Linked DNA regions of Mus musculus: all the other regions are linked to region 3. A link is a loop called in an ENCODE intact Hi-C map of the cell type or tissue named here. Cell type or tissue: left cerebral cortex. All regions are shown on one strand. Region 1 has its middle 140 kb from the start of Gm50494. Region 2 has its middle 130 kb from the start of Gm50494. Region 3 has its middle 40 kb from the start of Gm50494.

Region 1 (8,000 bases), 100 kb before region 3:
GAGAAAAAAAATTACAAGACACATAAAAAGCTGAGGGGAAAAACACTCCCTAGAATGAGACAAGCTGTCTGACAAGATTCAGCTATGATGCAGAATATCATAGCTGCAAAATTATCTAATGGAGAATTTAAAACTGCTATGAATCAAATGTTGAAGTCCTTAACAGAAGAGATAGGCCACAGGATAGATCAGCGTGAGCTAGAAGCTATAACAACCAAGTTCGAATCCCAAAGAGCAAGAAGACATCCTGACCTGTGAGTCAGCTTCTTATCACCTGGAGTAAACAAATTAAAGGAGGGATGTTCAGACCCTGAGTTCCCTGAGATGTGAGTCCATGATCACTTGGTGTCCTGGTTTCTTGGCCTTAACGAGACAAACATCAGACTCTATCATGGGAGTTAGTGGTAGTGAAAACTACTCACTCATGGCTGCTGAGAAGCAGAAACACAGGAAGGATCCCAGGAAATGATTGACACCCCTTCAAAGACAGAGCCCTCAATGACCTATTTCCGAAGCCAGGTCTCACCTCTGGGTGGCTCATCATGATTGACATCATGGAGATTAACTCTAGGAGATTAACTCATTAATGAGATCTTAGTCCTCATAACCCAATGACCTTTTACTGGCTCCCATCTCTGAACATTGCTGTCAAAGGGACCAAGCATTCAACAGGAGACCCAAATCATTAGAAGCCACTTCATCACACTCAATAAAATCCAGGAAGGAATCCGTGACCTTAATGTAATCACCAGAAATTCCAAAGGATAAAACAGAAGGGGAAAGATTACATCCACTAACTGTGAGATAAGACCATATGGTCCAGCATATGTCTAATTGGAATATCAGAAAACTACACATGTAAGAACAGGAGAAAGAAATGGCTGAAGAAATAATAGCCAAGAATGTCACAAAACCAGCGATAAACACCTCAACTCAAATCCAAGCGGAGCAGAAAACACTCCAACAGGCATACACACCTATGCGTTTCACATTTGAACTATCAAAACAAAAGGTGTGCAATGGGAAAGCTGCACCTAAACAGAAGAGAATTAACTGGAGGCAGAAGGGAGAGAGAGTGGGCAGTTGTGGATGTGGACAGAGTCCAATGACTTATACATATGATAAAACCATAATGAAGGGCAAAACTTTGTATGCCAACCTAAAGGATAATGTTTTTCTTTTCAATTGGGAAATCCTGAAGGTAGCCAAATCAAAAAAACAAAGAGAGAGAGAGAGAGAGAGAGAGAGAGAGAGAGAGAGAGAGAGAGAGAGAGAGAGAAAGAAAGAAAGAAAGAAAGAAAGAAAGAAAGAAAGAAAGAAAGAAAGAAAGAAAGAAAGAAAGAAAGAAAGAAAGAAAGGACAAGAAAATACAAACAAAAGGAAGAGGAAAACAAAACATGTTTCTGTCAAGAGAACTGTCTACCAAGTCAAGCACTGGTTACCCTCGTTTTACAATATCTTTTCAAAAATGTTTGCCATGAGATGACATCAAGTGGTAGAAACAGTAATTCTCTTCAGAGCAAACACCCGGCTTGCTTATAGCCTTGTAAGATACAGTGTCTTGACAGCAAGGGCTGACACACGTTGTTCATTATAAAAATCTAAATTCTTTAAGGCCAGCATCCTACATCATGATCCATGTAAATGCATCACCATCAGCCTTCTAAGCACTGGAAGGAGGAGGGAGAGAAAGAGGTAAATGAGCCAGGCTTTCTCACTTGCCAGGCCATGAGAAGTAGTTATTTTTTTTCTGACTCTGGAGTCTTTTGTCTGTTGTCAGTTTTTGTGAAACTGTAACAGACTAAATTTTTGGCTTGTCAACATGATAAAATTACAGGCTCTTAATATCCTTCATTAATTATAAAAGGGGCCAAAGAAAGTTTGCAGTAGATTTCTCATTACAGAAAACAGAGGCTAATGTCTTAAAATCGCTGAAGGAAATAAAATGTCAACCCAGTATTCTGCTTCCTGCCAAATTATATATGTCCGAGGTTTATAATTCAAACTGATAAAGTAGAAATAAAGACTTTATCAGACAAATAACAACTGAAAGAATTCATTGCCATCTTCAAGAAACATTCAAGAAAGGTGTCCAGGGAGAAAGAATATGATATCAGACAGAAATGGAATTACAAGAAACCTAGAAGACTGTTAAAATAGAATTAATGAACGCTGGAGTCATGAGAGACCAACACCTGCCCAGTTATCTCTCAAGCTGGCTTGTCCTTTTGGATACTAGATAGGCAGGTCCCTGAGTGGCCTGAGGGAAGAGGAGAAGGACCATGACAAATCCAGAGAACCAAGAGACTATGAACTCATGAAGTGTAGCACCGGACAGCTCCAAATGCCTTCCACTGTTATTACAGTGTATGTTCAGAGGCGAAGCAAATTAAGTCTGGCGTACTGAAGAAGGTATCTGTTCAAAGGGCTGGAAACCCAGACTCTGCCTACAGACTCAAGCTGACATTGCAACAAATAGAACAGGAGGGAATAAATTCTACAGGCAGAGCAGCTCTTTGAAAGAGCCTTAGCTGCTTCATAGAAATAAGAAATGGACTTCAGAAGAGGAAGTGTTTCATTTGGGGAGTGTATGTGGGTGGTTGCAAACTTGAGGGCTTTATATGTCCATTTGAGCTCTGTACCATTTGGATTTATGCTGATGTGTAGTGAAACTTACCATGCTATTATTAGTACCTACCCATGCTTAGCATTTTGCAAGTAAAGGGGAAGATGGTTTTTCTGGTCCCCATTGGTTAGGGAAAGCCAACTAAGTGAGAACAATTGTGACTTATGTCACTCTCAGCCTGGAGCCAGGAAAAGTTTGTTCTGCCAAGAATATGGAGTTTGTAGACAGACAAGATTAAAGTGTTCTCAGTTGCTGATTCGTGGCATAGAAGACACCAGCAACAGCAGGTGTCCACAAAGAACTCATATGTAGTGTGTTAAGCCATTGGGCAAACAATTAAGACAAGACATAAACAACTTTCTACAGTTTTAGTCCACCCAAAGCACTTTCAGTGTCTCCAGAAAAACACAAAGGAAAGAAAATCAGGTGGTTGGTAAGGTAGGGGCGGGGCCGGGGGGCCGAAGAGTGGGGAAGCCTTGAGAAGAGAAATATTTCCAAATCCTCGCTCGGTTTTTACTTTCATTGTATCATAGAGCAGAAGGCTGTCTTGCTCTGATCATGTGCATGAGCATAAGCTGTGATAGCAGGGCCGACCTGTGTAATCTCACTGGGCTTGCTTATCAGAACAAGACGATACTAAAAACACAAAATCTCCGAGGTGATGAAAATCTCTCCATTTCGCCATCGGTTGAAAATGCTGCGGGCCCGCAGCCAGAAAGCGTTCTCGGGCTGCATCTTTTTTTTTCAGCGGCCTCGACTAAGCAGCTGCAATTCCCTTTTATGTGCCAACCTCCTCAGCCTTTCTTTTAATGGGAGGTCTGCCTCTCATCACCGGGATGGAACAGTACATTTTCTGACTTCTCTCAAAAAAAGCAGACTTTCTGATACATAAGCTGCGGGCAGGGTGGAGTGAGGCATGAAGACAGATCCCAGAAAGCTTGTTTCAGGCAGGATATATGAATGCTGTACACAGGGCAAAGTAGACTTTTGAAGTGCCTGCCATCACTGAGCAAAACTCAAGAGTAGTACCCAGGGGGCCTCGTGGGCGCAATAAGTCAAGGGAGAAAGAGCTGTTAGAAATGAACATTCGAACTGATTAATTCTATCAATGAACGAAGAGCTCTGTGACACTGGACAGACTGGCACAATGCTTTAAAGAGTGAAGCCAAGGGGTTTTCTGGTATTTCCTGTTCTGGGAACTATTCTATACCACCAAAAGATGATCTTAATTTTTGAAAAACCCTAAAAATCAAAAAGTGGATCTAATTATAATAATATAAAGCTCAGCTATTAGAGATTAAATGATATGAGAAAAGTATTTATTTATTTATTTATTTATTTATTTATTTATTTATTTATTTATTAAAAACATTCATTATACATCTGTCATATGTCTGACCCTGAACAGTCAGGCCTAACTCATGCAATGGGTGATGTTCTGAGATACCGTTTTCTCCCCTACCTGTACCTTTCCCCTTTCCTAGTGTAGCAAGAACTCTCCCTCCTCCTGACGACTACTGAGAGCACTCATTCTCCTGCAGCAAAAGCCGTGCGGCCCCAATCCCAGCAAGTTCCGTAACCTCTGTGCCTCAGTTGCCTTGTCTACAAGATAGGAACAACAGCACTGATGCTTTTAAAAATTCAAGTGGGAAAAGCTCAGATCAGAGGAGAGACCCAAAGCCAACTGAATTGGTGTGTGTTGGGGGAGGGGTGTCCCATGACAAAGCCCACAAAAGAAAAACATTACTTTCAAACAAATGATGGGGTTGGTGGTGTTAAGTCGGTAGTAGAGCACTGTCCTGACCGGTGTGTTATCTGGGACTCTGACTTCTCTCAAAAAGCAGACTTTCTACCCAAGGAGCTAAAGGGATCTGCAACCCTGTAGGTGGAACAACATTATGAACTAACCAGTACCCCGGAGCTCTTGACTCTAGCTGCATATGTATCAAAAGATGGCCTAGTCGGCCATCACTGGAAAGAGAGGCCCATTGGACTTGCAAACTTTATATGCCCCAGTACAGGGGAACGCCAGGGCCAAAAAGTGGGAGTGGGTGGGTAGGGGAGTGGGGGAGAAGTTATGGGAGACTTTTGGGATAGCATTGGAAATGTAAATGAGGAAAATACCTAATAAAAATATTAAAAATAAATAAATAAATAAATAAATAAATAAGCAGACTTTCTGATATAAGGTCTGGCAGGGTAAAGATGGATCCCAGGAAGCTTGTTTCAGACAGGATATATACACAGGGTGAAGTAGATTTTTGGAGCAAGTTATCTAGCTGAGTTCAGGCCCCAGCACTTAGAACAGAAGTGCTAAGAACTATATAAATCCTTTGCAATCATTGGTCACAGCTAGAGGATCCGCTATGTTGGTCATACACCTGCTACTTTTACTCTCCGGAATAAGAGCTGTTGCATTCCATTCTCTCTGGAATATTTTAACTATTTCATTGGCTATAAAAATACTAAGTGCATTTTTTGCTTAGTATATACTATATGTGGGTTTTGTTTTGTTTTGTTCTTTTGGCATTGGGAACTGATATTTTTAACTTAAGAATGGTTCTTCTGGTGGGAAAAGATAAACTGCATTTGCTTCTCTATTTTGGAAAATGATTTTTTTTAAAAAAAGTAGCTTAGCCATTCTTAGTTTTTGATGCTTTATACTTGAGATGGGATATAGCAAATGAGCCAGTCATTCACTCTGGTTATCAGATATAATGCAGAAATGAACCTGACCTAGCCTTTCCTGTGCCTTGGTCATCACACTAGGAAACAGGATATTAGTTACATCTGTTTTAACCACCCAGTCTTTGATTCTAGCATCACATATATATATAGATGTATATATACACACACATATATATAACATATATATAGATGTATATGTGTATGTGTATATATACATATATGTGTGTGCATATATACACACACACATATATATATACACACATATATATATATGATTTTTTGTGGTTGTGGTTGGTTGGTTGGTTGGTTGGTTGGTTGGTTGGTTGATTGGGTGGCTTTTCCAGACAGAGGTTCTCTTGTCCTAGAACACAATCTATAGACCAGGCTGGCCTCAAACTCAGAGATCTGCCTGCCTTCTGAGGGCTAGGATTAAAGGGGTGAGTCACCACTGCCTAGCCAAGCTTCTGAAATGAGATTAATTTTTCAATATAGCAAGAGAAATTGTGGCTGTGAGTGTAGTTCAGTGGTAGAGCCCTTGCCTGACATTCACGAGGCAATCCTCAGCACCACATAAATGAAAACCAACAAAATTGGCATCTACAAGGTACTTTATAGCCACTAGGATGCATAAAGATTCCTCTGTTGCAAAAGATAACAACGTGGACAACAATTGAGGAACACAGGTCTGCATCTCGAAGTTCTTTGCAATTATTAACTTTAATTAAATTTTCAAATTGGGACCAGCAAGGTGGCTCAGTGGGTAAGAGAACTGACTATTGACAACCAAGTGGAACCTAATGGTAAAAAGAGAGAACTGACCCAAAAGTTGTTTGTCCTCTGACCTCTACACAAGAAACTTGTGCACACACGTGCACATACATGTACACATACACACATGCTAAATAAATAAATGTAAAAAGAAATCTCCAAAATTGAAGCTTAAATGAAAATTTGGGTGCAGGCAGTGAGCTTGAGAACATAGTGTTCAAGTACTCAGATGCAATTGTAAGGGGCATTTACTTTTCAATTCACAATTACTGTTGCTTCCCAACTATGGAAGGCGTAAGCCATAATGTTGTTTAAACATGGTTGGCACTCAGTATCTGCTCATTATATGAATAAATAAGTTGAGTTTAACTAGTCCACCTACACAGAAATGAAAGTATGTTGGTATAGTAGTTCTATCCCGCACCACTTCTACCCTGGAGAATTGTCTGCAATCCATTTCCATTCTATTTATGTAACTGTTAAGTGTCTCACTTTAGTGCTTATGAAAAAATTTATTTTACAGATTGTATTCAACTATGAAAGAAACTTGTCAGGTAGAGAATTCTGTTCTTAAAATAACAAAATACCTCTGTGTTTTGAAAGCTAACTTACACATCTATCCCTTTTTAGGTTATATTTCATTATTCTGTTTTGATTAGAAGTCAGTTTTACAGCACCCTTGGGTGCCAGCAGGAGGAGTTAGGGTCAAATAAATTCTGATTTGTGGACTAATGAAAGTCTTGGCGCTTCACTTCCATTGTGACCTTTATCTTCGCTCTGGAATTCTCATCCACCGGGACAGATGTTATAGCATGCCTCAAAATCCTGTATTATTCTTTTCACCCTGGAGATATGCGTATTTATAGTCACACAGTAGGTAGTTATAAATAAATACAAACCAGCTACAAATGGGGTCATCTTTGGTCTTTCCAACTGGATCTACTCCTACCATATCAACAGAGAAGGGACCTAGGATCACCAAACACTCAACCAATTGCCAGTCACTAGTTTCTGGAGTCTGGGGTCGCTGCTCCGGTGAATATGGTAAGCTGATCACAGTCACTAAGAAAGATTTACACATTAATTCTCTCCTGCTGACAAAATGGTTTTCATGAGAAGAGATTTGGATGGTGAGAACATGTGCACCGTGCAGCCTCCTTCCTTTTACAAATTGCTTAGTCAAGGCTACAGGCTATTTTAGCTCAACCTTGGACTAGAAGAGACTCATACGACTCTTGGAGGACACTGAGGTGGGTCCACTAGTAAAGGTGCTTACACAAGCCTGCCACACTGAGATCAATCCCCAGACCCATGGAAAGCTGGAAAAAGAAAGGATTCCACAGATCTGTTCTCTGACCTCCACATGTGCAATCATACACTCAACACACACACACACACACACTTCACACACACTCACATCACACACAATCACCTCACATACACACACACACACACACACACACACACACACAATTTTTTAAAAGACTCAGCACTTCCCTCATAGGATCATATAAAACCAGTAAGCACACATTCAGAAACAATGGACCCTGTAATATACTGTATATAATTATGAGGTAAAAGAGCATAAAATTTATAATCAGAAGTACAGACATCAGTTGAAAATGATGAACTGAGTATCTGTGGCCAAGACATTTAACCTCTTTATCCTCTGAATTGAGAAAATACAAAGTTGAAGTACATCTCCATGATGGAGTGCTTGCCCAGTTTATGCAAGGCCTCAGTTCAAATACAATAAATAGGCAGACAGACAGACAGACAGACAGACAGACAGACAGACAGACAGAATCTGTGCCAAAGAACAAAAAGCCAAGCATGGTGATGCATGCTGCCATGCCAGCCCTGGGGAAACTGAAGCAGGAGGGTCAAGAACAAAAACCCAGGCTAAGATGCATAATAA
Region 2 (8,000 bases), 93 kb before region 3:
TCTCACTCTTCCACAATAAATAAATATCTCCAAAGTAAGAAAAGCCCTGTGTGACACTCCCTTTTCAAGACTCTCCAAATAAGTTCTTCCCAATTCCATGGTCATCCTTTAATTCAGTAAACATACTTTGAGGACTAACTTGGACCAGTACTTCAAAACGTTCTTCACTATTACTTACTAGTCCTTTTTTCAAGGCTGTACCTTAATATATTGCTACATAATCTAAGCCTTGGCCTCACAATTATCCTGGCTCAGTCTACCAAACTCAAGATTACAGGTGAATGGCACCACAACTAGCTCTTTTATTACATAAGTTATTACTATTAAAAAATGGAAGGTTGATTGAGGTAGGAATCTTATGTTGTACATTTTGGTGCACTGTTTAATTAAATATTGCTAACAGACGAATTGCTCTGTTTAATTTGCACTCACCATTTAGAGACTTATATTATACAATGTATAAAGAGACACTTGTGGGTCTTGAAAGATGGTCAGTGGTTAGAAGTACCTCTTGCTATAGCAGAGGACCTAGGTTTAGTTCTAACACCCATATCTGGAAGCTCATAACTGCCTATGTAATTCCAGTTCCAGAGGGTCCAATGTCTCCTTCTGAACTCCATGGATACCCAGATTTATTTAACATACACTCAGAGACACTTAAAAATACATCTTTTTCAAAAGATAGTTGATGTCTTGTTTCCTCTAAAGCCTCCACTTCATATACAAATGGATAATGCTTTTTTTAAAAAAGGATGAAGGGCAATTGATTGTGAAGTCACCAAGTTGGTCTAGCTCAAATTATTTCTATAGAACTTACTTGACCCCTATCATGCAAGTACTTGCTATAACTTTCCAGCTGTTTCCCAAACACCACCATAAGAAATCCTGTTTGCAAAGGGAAATTGTCTTTGGCATCCTGCTTTGCTCAGAACTAACTTTGGGAACAGGCAAGCCCAGGTTGGAGGTGCCCAGTTCTGAGGTCTCTCTGGTCTATGCGGTCCATTCTAGCCTGCTGCCTGGCTTCCTGCATTCCTCACGGTCCTGCTTGCCTCTGCATACCAGCTAGGACCTCAGCAGCTGCTTATAGATCGCACAGCCCTAACAGTGGGTTCAGAGGGGCAAAGTACCAAATTACACAGACTTAGCAAACACGTGTGGAAAACAAAGCATGCAAGGAGGGCGGTTTGGTTTAGGCTGCAGTCCTTTGTTAAACAAAGGCAGTCAAATATGTTTCACAGGATCATTTACAGGGTTGGAGGGTCTGAGGAGTAAAGCTGCTCCCAGAGGTGAGAGGAAAGGCTCAGAAGGTTGGTAAACTTTATTTGGAAAAAAAGGACTCAGAAGCTCATAAACTTCATTGAAAAAAATTAAGATGTTGGGTTCGTTCATTTTAACAACAGAACAATATCCATAAGGTTCCATGATATGTCTAAATTAATGCCTTGGATTGAGTCACATCATTGGAATGCAAAGTCAGTGTCATAAACTAACCTCAACAGGAGTGAAGGCTTGAGTCATAGTTTGAGGAAAAGTATGCCCCATCAATCAACATATTTTGACTCGATATGGTTTACCTTAGTAGTCGGAGCACTTTCTTGAAGAAGGAAGAAGTGGCTTAGGATGTTGTTTATTCTTTAAGTAGGAATGGTTTCTATCAGGGCTGGTAATAGTTGATAGGATAAAGATCATGCACACACACGAGAGAGAGAGAGAGAGAGAGAGAGAGAGAGAGAGAGAGAGAGAGAGAGAGAGAGAGAGAGAGGAAGAGAGACGGGGGAGAGGGAGAGAGAGGGGGGGGGAGAGGGAGAGAGAGAGAGAGAGAGAGAGAGAGAGAGAGAGAGAGAGAGAGAGAGAGAGAGAAAACGTTGGTCTTCTCCCGGATACACCATTAAAAGTGAAAAGTCTGGCTGCTAAGCCTGACTGCTCTATGCAATTGGTTTTGAAATCCTCACGACTAGAAGTCAGAAAGAGTGGGAGTTAATTCACCATTCAGGGATAAGGTGCGTGCTGAGTATCCAGAGATGTTTTCAAGGTGAAACCAACCCACATGAACAAACAAAAGAGCTACATCAGCTGTATCCGAAATTGTATTCATATAAATTCTCCAGTACTTAAAATGACAGACTGGAAGCAAAGCCACATGTTGCTTGCTTCGCTGCCTGCTTGTGGCAGCTTTTAAATCCCTGCCTTCCGAGGACGTGACCTCGTAAGAAAATCTTATAACATTGTCATGCGGGGAAATGCTCATAACACCCGGGTTAATGCGCTTACACTGTAAGAGAACATTTAATAAACGCCAAGTCCTAAGGGGGCTTGATGTTAGCTGGGTCACGGAAGGACTTTTCCCGGGATACATCTGGGATGCTTTGTGGTGTATTCTGTAGCCGGCCACGTGGCTTAATAGTTAAAATAGAGGGCTAAAAGTTACGAGGGTTGGAGATCATATAGCAACTAGCTATTGACTGACGAACTGACCCTAGGCCTATCATGACCCTGTAGTACTTCAGCTAGCTCACTTGTAAAGTTGGTCACAAAGGCCATGTTTTACCGAATCCAGATGTAGGCCAGCTCTGTCCTGAAACTGCAATCTCTTTTTTTTAATATGGCTGTCATGACTCCTTTTCTGGTCACTTAAAGAAAGGCAAAGACGTAGTATGCTCTACCCTCTCATTAAGAGAGAGGAGCATAAATAAATATTGGCCTTGGTTCAACCACACCCTAGTGTTCTTCTAAGTGGCCACACTATATGCTAGTCAGAGAAAAACAAACAAACAACCAGCTAGTGTATCGAGGCCTACTGCTCAGAGTAAATATAGTTCGAATCCTTTCCAGAGCAGCCTAGGACAGGCTCTTGTTGGTACAGGTAGTGTCACAGAAGAATCAGACATCACAACACACAGATCCCTACAACCCCTCTTTGGCTCTACTCTTTCTAAGGTATGGGTCCATAGTGAAGGCACACACAATAGAAACCAGTCCCCTCCACATAAATACATCACAGCTCTCTGAACTGACTTTGGTTTGGTCCGGTCCCCGGAACTTACCACTGCTCTCAATCACTCCCATCAGGCACGCTAGAAAACAATCCACTTCTGGATGTGGAACACACTAGTATGTCGTTCCCCCTTCTCCTCCCTTCCTGGGTGCTGTTCTGGGACCAAAACTTCATCCGATTTGTACCCAAGCCTATTTGTGCTAGCTCAGATTGTAATTGCCTAAATTAAGGAACTATTATTGAAATCAGTGAGGAGTGCAAAAAGAGAATTATTGTTCCTATTTTTAAAAAAAAATACAAATGGTTGTTTTAAAACAACTACATCGGGTTGAGCCACATTTTACTCGAAGCCCCATTAAGAGCCTGCCTTTGGAAGGCTCTGCAAGTATTTTTGAGTCCTCACTCCATGTGAAAGTAAGGAATAGTTCATTAGAGTGGTTCTTCCTGTAAGAAAGAGAACTAAGATTATAAGTCAACTATTTTTTAAAAGACCTTAGTGATTAGGATACAGTTCAGTCATATGACACTTCACTGGTATGTGCAAGGCCCTGGATTTGATGCCATCACCACAAAAACAAAGATGACTTTAGATTGACATAAAAAATTAATATCAAAGAAAACCGTGTGTGCATATTTAAGTTCAAATAAAACATGCGCATATGTATTTATATATAATTTATTCACAAAAAATATACATTTTAAATCTCAAATAATTATGTCCTGGTTAGCTTCTTAAATGTCTCATTGTTTTCTAAATTTAATATTACCATTTTTGTTCATTTCCTACTTGGTATTCAAATTACCAGTGAAAGAGCAGGTTTGTGGTTTCTGACTTTGCTTCCACTCAATTATCACAAATGGTCAGTGGCCCTCGGAGATCTTACCCCAGGTACGGGATGGGGTTATCAGTTCTCTCTCTCTCTATCTATCTATCTATCTTTCTTTCTTTCTTTCACTGGAGCCAGATGGCACAGAGTGGCTTCTTGGGCAGCTGAGCCAGCCAGAAAGAAACTCTGCTACCAGGACCACCGTGTGTAGACAACAGCTCCCAAGCTCAGCGTTCAGCCTGCTGTGGTAAGGAGAGCCAAGGCCAAGTGTGCCAGGATCCTCACTGCAGGGAAAGTTGCCCCAGCCCCTTCCAGTCTAACCAAACACCTCTAACTTCCCCTTCACTAGCTCAAAGCTATCAAGGCCCAGCTGCAACACTCCAAACTGGATGGCTGGCTCTTCTATTCCTGGCAGTTGAACCAGCTCATTTCATTAGCAAATGGAGCTGGCTCCAGAGTTTCCCATCTGCACTCTCCACCAGAAATATAAATAAACAAAGGAATCATGTATTTTGCAAATCCCTTTGAAAAAACATTGACTTTTGGCTGCTGCTGGGTAAATGTTCAGATGTTGTCAATAGCAGCAGAAAGCGACTACCAATATTTATATGCTGTATATAACAGCTTGCACTGCTAGGAAAAAGAAAAGAGAAAAAGTTGGCTTCCCAATCCTGGTGACTCTGTAGGAACGTCTAAGACACCTAGGCGAGAGCAGTTAACCGTCACTCCTCATAAGATGACAGGAGAAGAAGAAATACTACAGCCAGTAACAATAAAGAGACGACTGTGAGTTGAAATTGCACCCGCAGACACTTTTGCTGATTCTTTGAGAAGAAGCCCCACGGAATACAGAGTCCATAGCTTCAAGAGCGTTCTCACCCCACCCCACTGTGCCAGCTACCAAGTAACGTTACTGTGCAGCGTGAAATGGGTAACTAAGGGACGAAAACAGTTACTTGAAAAAAAAAATTGACGTTAACAGCCTGTTTTTAGCAGCCCTTTGAGCCTTTGATCATCTACCAGCTGCCTCCGGCAGTCTGTGGCTCCGTGAGAAAAATCTAGGCCCGGAGAACCACAGATACTATAACGTAAGCCACGGCTGCATGATCCCCAGAATGCAGCAGCGTGGGGTGATGGGATAACTGTGCCGGAAATCCACAAAATGCTCCTTGCAAAGGTGTCATTTGTTTTCCTGTAGACAAGTCATTGCCTCTGTCCAGCTTTCCTCGAGGTGAAATGTAAGCCCGGGCATTTCTCCTGAAGCAAAATCATTCCGCCAGAACCTGAAGCGTTTGCCCGGAAGATGCTGTTTCACAGCGTGTGGTAATAAAGCAGACTTTGGCTGGGTCTTTACCAGGAAGAATTGAGTTTGGTAAATTTTGCTATGCTCTGCGTGAACCATGCACACCTTTTAAACTGCCTGGAAATTTGATCTATCACACGTAAGAGCAGGGCAAATTCTTTTGTCTACAGTTTAAAAAAAAAAAAAAGTCCAGAACTGAGATTTAAATGTTTAAATTTTATGGTGAATTTGAGACCTGTGGGAATCAAATCTCAGCCAGGCCGTGTCCCCTGCCCACCGTCCACAGGACAATCACATGAAAGCAGCATAGCCTCACACAGAATGCCATGACAGCAGGCTCAGCAATGCATCCCAGCCATTCCCCCAGGTCCCACACAACCAGGCACATTTTAGAATCTCAAGAACTATCAGGTAAGTTCAAATTATCACACTCTGGATATATCGGTTATGTATAGGTGTAGACACGTGCTCAGATTCTCAGTTTTTGCTGAGTTTGTCCAAACTCTGGGCTTTGGAGTGTCGAGTGTCTCCACTGCAAAAAGGATACAAACACATCATCTAAAAGACTTCCCAGCATGCAGATGCCAGTGGGTCTATAATGGAGTCTCTCTCGCCTCTCGGTATCGCAGGCAATACTGAGGCCAGCAGACTATGAACCACACCTGTTGATACAGAGAGATAATATCCCAGGCTCCAGGCCTCAGGTCTAAAAGAATGCTTCGTTCCTTAGCAAGTAACGGTGGGAGAAGCTATCTTCCTCTGTCAGTGTAAACCAACCATGCTGACACATTTCCTGAGAATTTCTATTATTTTCAGAGTTAGAAATTTGATTATGGAATTTCCTCAACAGCCGCATTCACAGATGGAAACCGTGAGGGTCACGTGGTCTGTTATTTAAATTCGGGAAATATGAGATACTTGGAGTCATTAATTTCAAAGAGGCCACTTTTGCCCCGACAATTTACGATCCACACTCTACCTGCAGGTTTTATAAAATCTTCACTATAAAAAAAAGAAAGTATTATTATAAATATTATTGCTTATTGGCAGTTACTGGGGCTGGTGCCGTCGTAAGTCATCCTGGTTGGAATTCTGTTGATTTCCTAGTACCATATCCAGTAACAAATTATAAGTACATTATAGAGTATCCAGACTGACGTGAGCTCAGAGGCACCTGTATGGAGTTTTTCAAAAGAACAATAATAAGTTTTACTAGATGTGACAAACCCTATAAAAGTTAAATAATGTCACACTTTATAAGCATTTCATTTAATACAACTGAACACATGGAGGGCATTGAGGATGGTATTTAATTTTTTCCATATGTGGGTTTAATGCCACACAAAAGTCTTGGTCCCAGATTGCTAATTTTCCACCATGTGGTAGCCATTTAGCTGTATTTTTTAAAACACTTACCAAATTACAGAGTCAAGTTTCAGAGGCTGCAGCCCTGAGTTTACAGTTTAAGGAACAGGGTATCCATGTGGCTTAGCGCTAGGTCTCACGGAGAGACAGTTAAATCCTAACCATACTTTTGTGACAGTGCTCCCTGGCTTTCATATGGATGAAGATGTGAGTTTGTAAAACCATATGCTAATTTAATTCTAAAAACAGTTTTGATTGATATGTCTCCTTCCAACACCGACCAGTGTTAGCCAACTCTGGAAACAGAGGCTGTCATCTGAGTAAATCCTTTCCCAGTTCTCTGTAGGCTTTCAGAGAACCCTAATTGAGGAACTTGGAAACATGAGCAGGATTCATTGTCCTAATTGTTTAATCTTGAGAGGTGACCTTAGCTATCTCATTTCGTCTTTTCTGTGCTTAGGGATGTTTTGATCTTTACCAAGATGGTGGTATTTGCCTTTATTTTCAAGTCACAAAGGAACAGTCGCCAATGTCATCTAAAGTTTATCTTCTACAATCAAACACGGTGAACTTGGAACTTCGAGACTAGGAAAAGTCAAAGACTCCCCCTTTATTCTGTTTCATCTTATTTCTGATGAGCTTTGAGTAACTAAATCAACCTCAAGAGGAAATCCTTACAGAGAGAAGGAATCTCATTGGCGGGGTGTTTGGTCAGCAGGTAGAGTCACAGATCCGTTCATTACCAACAGCGCTGTCTAATGTAATAAAAGCACAGGAAGGTGCTGTGAGAACTTTAAAGCCCCATCCAAACGTTAGTAGTTCTCATTAACCCCATGAGATTAAGCAGAAACCTGGAACGATTAGGCAGATCCTACATCTGCGTTCTATGGCCAGAAACAAAGATACCACGCTGTACACTTACTTAAGGGTTCATCTCTATCTGCTCCAGAACAATAAAGTGAAATAAGGGACTCTTTCCAAATAGTCAGCTCCTGGGGAAACACATTCTATCTCCCAAACCAATTACAGTTAACTCTCCTGAGTTCAAGTGGTTTGAGCCTATTTCACACCTAACTGAATACTCTAGACAACTTGGTCAGGAAAACTCAAACTATATGCGTAGGACTTTCCAGGGAGCCTCATAACACAGTCTGGGCAACAGGCATAACGGTCCAATTTCCAAGCTTGCAAAATTAGCAGAAGCAAACCCAAGAGCGGGAGAGATGGAGACCATGCAATGAGAAAGTCTACCTAGCGAGATTCTGGTCTCTTCCATCCTTCTGCCAACGATATGTAACGGAATAAAAAAAAATTATCTCTACTTTCAGGCAAGCAGATGAAATTGAGCCTGCTCAGTTTCTATGACTAACTGAAACTTTCCCACTAATCCCTACCATACTTGCATTTGACAGTGTCACTGACTTATATACATCAAATGCTTAGGAACTGATTCTGTGTCTTTGAGGTAATTTCATTTTTTCAGCTTTCTGTCTCAGACCCACAGAGATAT
Region 3 (8,000 bases):
AAGAAGTGAAATGTGCACCCACAGAAACATGTAGATTGTGTCTTGGGAAGCCCTAGTCAAGGTGACACATGGTGACTTCTCCATTAAAGACATACTCGGCTCCTTTTTCTAGTGTTGGAAGCCAGCGTTCACATAGTCAGGACCACTGAAATAATGTAATTTGATGTAGATCACCACTCTCATGGAAGTCACACACTTTCCATAAAGGGGCTAATGAGGAAAGTGACTAGAACCAAGCACAGCTCAGAACCACAGTGGGTGAAGGAGAGATGAGAAATGGTGGGTAATGAAGGAAGAACGGGAACCCTGGCCTTCTTTCCTTGTTGATCCCAGCCTCTACATAAATGGGACTTATCCTTTTCCTAGTCAGAATGTCACTATTTCCTCAGAACATTGAGTGGCTCAACCCATAGACAACACATTCATATCACCCTTTCCAAGACTCAGGGAACGTCATAGGAAAGAGGCAAAAGAATATAAGAACCAGAAGACGACAGGAAGGGTAGGGAGATGCTGTCTTCTGGGCTTGGCACAGCCACTGCAATCATAAACTCACCATAGCTGTGGTTGCCTGCATTAGGACTGGATGTGACTGGAACTGTCAACAGCCAGAAATGTCAACATGAATGGAGGAGGTGCTCATGGGGTCCTTCCGCTCTCAGCTGCCTAGTGAAAGATTCAGGACAGGAACAGAGAGTTCACCATATGTGGTAGCTTCCCTGAGCTGTGGGAAGCGCACCTCTATAGTGGATAGGCCTAGCGCTGCTGTTTGTATTTTGATGCCAATTCTGCTCTCCTTGGGAGGGGTTGCAGACAAGGAGTGAGCCCTGTCCTCAGGTGACTTCTTGTGAACCAATCCCCTAATGAATAAAGGAGCCAATCACTGGGCGAGTAGGCAGGACTTCCGGGTTGGATAGGGGGAAGAGAAGGAGAAGAGGGTTCGAGGTCTTGGGGATAGCCTAAGGACAAGGTGTAGCTGCTAGGGTTTGCCGGTATCATGTGAGATCCATCAGGATTCGCCACTGGAAGAATCAGACTTAGTAAGACGTACAAGATTAGGTTTTAGTTGTTGTGCCCAGATATTGAGTTACCATTGTTTCTGAGCTAAGCTTGTGTGGTTTATTTCTTCTTGCAGCTATTCGACTGGGTTCAACAGAGAAAGTTATAGCAGCAAAGCATGGGTTAGCCTGATGTGCACCACAAAGGCCATGGGGGCTTTGAAGCATGCAGCCGGCGTGGTATCAACCTACCAGTGGAAACTTAGCGAGCTGGGTGGAAAGATTTTGGAATTCTGAGTCAGAGTCTTCACGAGGTAACAACAGGTCAGCCATTGTCTGCCAGTGCATGGCCGGCCAGTCCCATGGGGCACAGAGTGCCGAACTCAAGCACGGGAACGTGCTGATTTTTTTTTTTAATATTTCTGGCAACACACCTCAAATTTGGTTCCCTTTATTTAAAAAATGGGGGGCTGGGTTAATGTTAGAGGGTTAGGGTTAGAGGGTTGGGGTTAGGATTGGGGTTAGAGTTAGAGTTAGGGAGAGAGACTGGGAGGAGAGTAATTTTCTTCTAATGGTGAGCCCACCAGGATGGGTTAGGAATCTCCATACCCATGCATGATTACACAGACAACCCTTAAACTTAAGAGTGTCACAAAAGAAATAAAAACATATGCACTTTGGAAGGGGACTAGTAGAGAGGAGGAGGACTTGTTCACAGGGGTGGGGGAAGAGAAGAGAGGGTGGAAGTATTCAAAATGCATTATTTATGTGCAAGAAATTGTCAGACATACAATTTAGTCAATAAAAAAATAAAGAGATAGCTATTGAAGTATTTTGTAATGTACCATAAATTTTAAGTCATCTTGATTTCCTCAATTCATAGCTGAGTTTGAGATATAGAAGAATAAAAGAAGCCAGTCTGGCTTAGATGCACGGGACCATTGATTGTTAAAAAGAAGAGGATCTGAGAAGGCCCTGGAGATGAGCAGCCCAAAGGTGCTGCCTGGCTTTCACAGAATGACACTGAGACCCAAGGCACTGACTATGTGACACTGACATCTAGGTCCCACTCCAGACCAACATCAGGGTATCTGACAGGAGTCAGAGCACCAAGCTGTGTTTGTATGTTTAGCCAGAGGTAAGCACTTAATGGTATGGCATTAAGTACATTCACTATGTTGTATAGCAATCACCACCATGGATTTCCAGAGGTTATTTACATTCATTCAGAAACTCTGTATCCTTGTAAGTACCCATACCTGCCTCCCTCCGCCCAGGCAGCCTCTCAGCTGCTTTCTATCTCTGAATTTTCAGGTTCTAGATGCTCCACACCAATGGAATCACCTGTTTGTTTTTTCTCTCTGGCTCATTTTTTTTCTTTTTTCTCTTTTCTTTCTTTTTTTTTTTTTTTTTTTTTTTTTTTGGTTTTCGAGACAGGGTTTCTCTATGTAGTCCTGGCTGTCCTGGAACTCACTCTGTAGCCCAGGCTGGCCTCGAACTCAGAAATCCGCCTGCCTCTGCCTCCCAAGTGCTGGGATTTAAGGCGTACGCCACCACTGCCTGACCGTCTCTGGCTCATTTCACTTGAAATGTTTTCAAGGCCCATCTGTGTTGTAGAAAGTATAACAATAACACAGATGTGTTGGTGTATACTCCTTTACTCCCAGTGCTTGGGAGACAGAGGCAGGAGGATCTCTGCGAGTTTGAAGCCAGCCTGGTCTACATAATGAGTTCCAGGACAGCCAGGGCTATCTGGAGAGACCCTATCTCAAAAGAAAAAAAAAAAAGAAAGAAAAAAGAAACAATATAATAATCACCTTCCTTTTTGAAGCTAAATAATCTACACATTGAATAGCACACTTTGTTTAGCCACTGTTTAGCCATTTTCCCCTTGAATGAATTTCTTCTTAGTTCTGTTCAACCACAGAGAGTAATGTCACTATTGAGCTTTCACAGAGATACATGATTAGCTGAGTTCTGGCTTGAAATTCTTTGAGGGATAAATATAGATGTGAAGTAAATATAAATATGCATGCAGAAATCATATGGTAATTCCCCACTTAGCTTTGGGGAGGAGGCGCCATACCATAGCCCACAGCTGTGGCACCCCTCTGCAGTCCACCAGCAACGTGCACGGGTTGCGATTTCTCCACACCCTTGCCAAAATTTGTTATGTTTTATATATAGCAGCTATCCTTATTGATTTTTCAGTGGCTTTTTAAATGCTACTCTGGTGATGCTGGGTAAAATAAAGCCTCCTGAAGAGTTTTCTGGTGGTGGAATGAGTATCCCATGGAAGGCAGTCAGCAACTGTCAGTCCCTCTCTTATTCCCTGGAGTCTTTACTAATGTCCAAAGAAAGTACGGGAGATGTTAAGCCACCGTGGAGCTGTGACACAGAACTGGCTTGAACTTCTGGCTTGTTTTACCTCTAGATCTCACAGGAGATGTCAAATGTGTCCTCCGTTATGTCTAAATGGCACTACACCTGCATCCCAATTTCCCTGAGTTTACCACTCTGCATCTCTATTATTAAACCAACAAGAGGCAGCTGTAATACTCAGGGGTCCTCAAGGAATGGGTGAGATTGTATGTACAATTATATCTCTGCTAGCATTTACGTTACTGAAGTTTCAAGGGTTTGGTTTGTTTTTTTTTTTCAGTTAACTTAATAAAATGCCTTGATAGAGGTGACAGAATCGTTGGCAAACAGTATAAGCATATGATGCCTTAGAAATGCTTTCAAAGGCAAATCTAAGAAGCATTTGCACATTTTCTTTCTCATCACAGCTACAAGCTGTGACTTAGTTCACCATCTGAATCCTGACATGTTTATCAGTAAAAATGTTGGGTGTCTGCAATGATTACCGCCCTTCTGACAATCCACAGATGATGACCCCAGGAACCACAAAAACAATCAGTCCACAGTGCAATGTCTACCTGTTAGCAACAAAACACTGAACAATTGACTTGTAACAAAACAGGAGTCAAACCACATTAAAGAATTGTTGCTCTTGTTGGGCAATCTAAAATGCACCCCCACAACACAGATCAATGAAATATTGGAAAACCCAAGCCAATTGGGACTCACTGCTGTGTATCTGTCCTGTGGCATCATGGTGTGGCAAATTGAAACAAACCACCTCGAAAAACTGGTTTTTCAGAAGGAACTCAAAAGTATTTCCAAAAGTAAGCAAATCTTGCAGTTTTCAATTAGCTTTAGTCAAACTATTCACAAACATTATATGCTCCTCTGTACAACTGAAATTTTTGATACCCTTAGGTTTAGGTGAAACTCTAAAAACCTCTTGTGATTGTAGATATCACTACCCTGTTTGAGCTTTCCTCCCTTCCTTTCTGGTATCACAGATTCTGTGATTAAATCCGGTATGTAATTTTACATATACTGGCCAACTGGGAAAGTTCTCTCTAAAGGACTGCCAAGTAGAATGAGATTTATAGCAAAGCATCATACATGTAAAATTATACATGGATCATTTGAGTTCCTAAGTAAAATGCTGATTCTGAGTCACTAAGACCTCATACTCAAGAGATGCCCAGGCTGCTAGCCTGGTACTCAGGGGAGCAAGAATGCTCATAGATGCTAGCCAGCCAAAAAAGAGTAAATACACCCATGAATTGGGTCAACTCAAGGACCCAAGAGAATGGCAACATTGCTGAGATATACAAGTACCAACTTAATTGAAATATTTTAAGGATCTGCTTGGAGTCCCATAAAGAATGTATTGAGGGGTGGGGGGCCTAGAGAAATGGCTCAGCAGTTAAAAGCCATTGCTGCCCTTCCAGATAACCCAAGTTTGGATGCCAAAACCCATGTCAGTCATCTTACCTGTGACTCCAGCTCCAGAGGATCTGGCTCTTTCTTCTGGCCTCTACCAGAACACACATACATGCAAATAAATTGAAAAGATAAATATCTTTTAAGAATGCATTAGGTCCAGTGATTATATAATATATTTATCTGTACTCCAGGATTTGGGAGGCTGATGTAAGAGACTCACAAGTTTGGCTAGCCTGTTCTACAGTGTCTGTCTGAAGAAGAAGAAGGAGAAGGAGAAGGAGAAGGAGAAGGAGAAGGAGAAGGAGAAGGAGAAGGAGAAGGAGAAGGAGAAGGAGAAGAAAGAAGAAGAAGAAGAAGAAGAAGAAGAAGAAGAAGAAGAAGAAGAAGAAGAAGAAGAAGAAGAAGAAGAAGAAGAAGAAGAAGAAAGAGGAGGAGGTGGAGCAGTAAAGGAGACAGAGAAAAGGAGGAGGAGATAGAGATAGAGGAGGAGGGGAGAGTGGGATGGGGAGCAGAAGGGGAAGGAGAAGAAGAGGAGAATGGGACAAGGAAGAGGAGAAGGAATATACTGAAGGAGCACAGAAGTAGGAAGAGCTTACATTACTATATAGGGTGAAACGTAATGATGGAGAAAGCAGGGGTGGAAATTAGTTGGAGACAACAATAAGACTCTGGTTGCAGTACGATGGCAGAGGAGCAATGGGAAGGAAGCATCAAGGACCCCCTTATTTAATGCAGAAGCAACTAGGTAAACTGAAGTGGATTCTATAAAGAATAAAAAGGCTGGAAAAGAAATAACTGGGAGAGCAAGAATAGACATAGATTTGAGACCAAACTCAGTGCTGCTATGTTCTAGCACCCAGCATCTAGCATTTGTGAAAATCCAAGGTGAAATCTCAAGACATTACTCGGACACAGCATCTTGAAGCTGTTTTTGACCAATCTGTAGCACAGTTATACATTTGGGAGTCATCAACATGTAACTGGTATTTAAAATCATTGCAATTATTAAAATATTGTCTAGAGTCTATGTATAGTACAAAAGAGAAAAGGACCCAGGGCAGAGGACTGAGAAACTTCAAAACAGGGAGTTTGAGTAAGAAGAGTCGCATAAGGGGAGTGGCTAACATTAGCCACAGGAAGGGTAAAAAATACACCACATAGGTGGGAAGACCCTACCACCACCACCAGATAAAAGAGGAGAAGCTGTCAACTCTATTATACTTAATGTTTCTGCCAGGTCATTGGTCTCAAAAACAAGAAGCCTGCTGGTAATAGCTAGAAGTGAATTGTGTCTCCCCCAAAATGTGTGTGTGTGTGTGTGTGTGTGTGTGTGTGTGTGTGTGTGTGCCTCTAATGATAATAAGGTAAAGTCAGGGATGAATCCAGACCCAACATGACTGACATCTTTATAAGGATTTCGGATACAGACAGTCAAGACCAGGGAAAACTCTGTGAGAAAACATCAAGAAAGTAGCTGACTATAAGCCGAGGGTTCAGAAGAAGTTACAACTAACCAGGCAGTAGTAGTGTGCACCTTTAATCCCAGTAATCAGAAGGCAGAGGCAGGTGGACCTCTGAGTTATCGGTCAGTTCAGTCTACAGTGTGAGTACCAGGACAGCCAGGGCTACACAGAGAAACCCTGTTTTGTAAAACAAGCAAACAAAATGAAGAAGAAGGAGGAGGAGGAGGAGGAAGAAGAGAAAGAAGAGGAGGAAGAGAAGGGGAGGAAGAGGAGGAAGAGGAGGAGGGGGATGAAAAGGAGGAGGGGGAGGAAGAGGAGGAGGGGGAGGAAGAGGAGGAGGAGGGAGAACCACAACTGCCATACCTCATCTTAGCCTTCCAGCCCCTGGTTCTGAGAGAAAACAAGCCATTTGATGTGTAACATTGCTTTGTTGCTCTACACTAGTAAAAAAAAAAAAAAAAAAGTCTTAGCAGGCCAAGTGTGGTAGTGTACCACTTCTAACACAGTACGTGAGAAGCAGAAGTGGGCAGATGAGTTTGAGGCCAGCCTGGGTCTACATAGCAAGTTTCAAGCTAGCCAGAGCTGTATAGTGGGAATCTCAGCTCAAGAACAAAAATCTTAACAAAAGAAAAGTCGTTGAATTAATGGTCTTAGTCGAAGTGGGAATCATCTTGTCCCGAGGAAGGGGAAATGAGAGTAAAGACGTAGTGAGTGCAGAAAACTCCTGAGGGAGACGTGGCCATGAAAGAAGGAACAGATAGGTGATGGAGGTGTTAGGTAGATGATGAAGAGGTTTACAGAACTGTGGGAAGAGTTTCCCCCAGATACAAGATAAGTTTCATAAAAATGAAAGATTTGTGTCTAACCGCTGACAGGAAACATCAAGAGAGAGCTGGAGGTGCCAAGAAGAAACGGAAGCAGTGAAGAGCCAGGAAAGGAAGGGACCAGGATATTATGAGGCCCTGTGATTGTAAGAGGAAAGACCTTGTGCGCTTCCTAGGATGGGAGAAACTTGTGAGTGTGCCCAGGTGAGAGTTTCGTGGTCTTCCATGCACTTTGTTGTACATGACCTAACACAGTCACCCTACGTGTGAAGTGGGGAAAAGTTATCCACATTTCACTTAAGAGGAAAAAGCAGAAGAGAGACTTCACTCTGTGAGCATGAGGTCACACAGAGGGGTTCTACTTTGTCCATGTCACATCCCCAGTCTTCAAACGTATCCCACCAGAACTGTAGATAAAATTTAACAAAATGTCAGTTAATGCATTTTTAAATCCTGAAAATAAGAATATAATTAGTTACTTAAAAAACATCATCAGCAAACACAGCACAAATCATGGAGTCAGCAGCATAGAGTATTTTGTTTTATAAATCCTTAGCCATGTTAGAGAGGCCTCTCTTTTTTCTGTTTATTTTTAAAAGTTAAATTGCCTAGTTCAAATTATTAAATGAAACTTAACATAGAGGACTATGTTGGAAGTTAAGAGATTAGCATTTGTACGATGGCTGTAGTTCTAGTTCAGTGAAAGATGACCAGGTTCTTAGTGAAAAGATTTTACCTTCAGGTGTCTGAGATTTGGGGAAGAAAAGGAAGCAGCTAAAATGACTCAAAACCAAAGGGGAAGCCAGGCATGGTGGCCCACGCCTTTAGTCCCAGGACTGCAAAGACAGAGGCAGGTAGATCCCTGCATTTGAGGGCAGTCTGGAAAGCCAGGGCTACATAGAAGAACCCTATGC

The links. Hi-C counts contacts between places; a loop is a spot of excess contacts. Peaks named below come from ENCODE experiments on the same cell type or tissue, not always from the same donor. Only the 100,000 strongest peaks of a DNase experiment are listed, where the experiment ranks them.
Region 1: it touches region 3 in a loop (2.8-fold over the local background); 3 of 42 quality-filtered maps call a loop at or near these places.
Region 2: it touches region 3 in a loop (2.5-fold over the local background); 2 of 42 quality-filtered maps call a loop at or near these places.

What each region holds. Positions count from the first base shown.
Region 1 is chr8:41,557,528-41,565,527 of GRCm38, reverse strand. No RefSeq gene overlaps it. Among named protein-coding and RNA genes, the nearest start is that of Gm50494, 140 kb to the right of the region's middle. In left cerebral cortex, no CTCF peak of the experiment used is centred here; DNase peaks (open chromatin) are centred at 2,559, 3,380 and 4,948.
Region 2 is chr8:41,546,432-41,554,431 of GRCm38, reverse strand. No RefSeq gene overlaps it. Among named protein-coding and RNA genes, the nearest start is that of Gm50494, 130 kb to the right of the region's middle. In left cerebral cortex, no CTCF peak of the experiment used is centred here; DNase peaks (open chromatin) are centred at 4,276 and 4,770; H3K4me3 peaks cover 565 bases.
Region 3 is chr8:41,452,984-41,460,983 of GRCm38, reverse strand. No RefSeq gene overlaps it. Among named protein-coding and RNA genes, the nearest start is that of Gm50494, 40 kb to the right of the region's middle. In left cerebral cortex, no CTCF peak of the experiment used is centred here; a DNase peak (open chromatin) is centred at 3,123.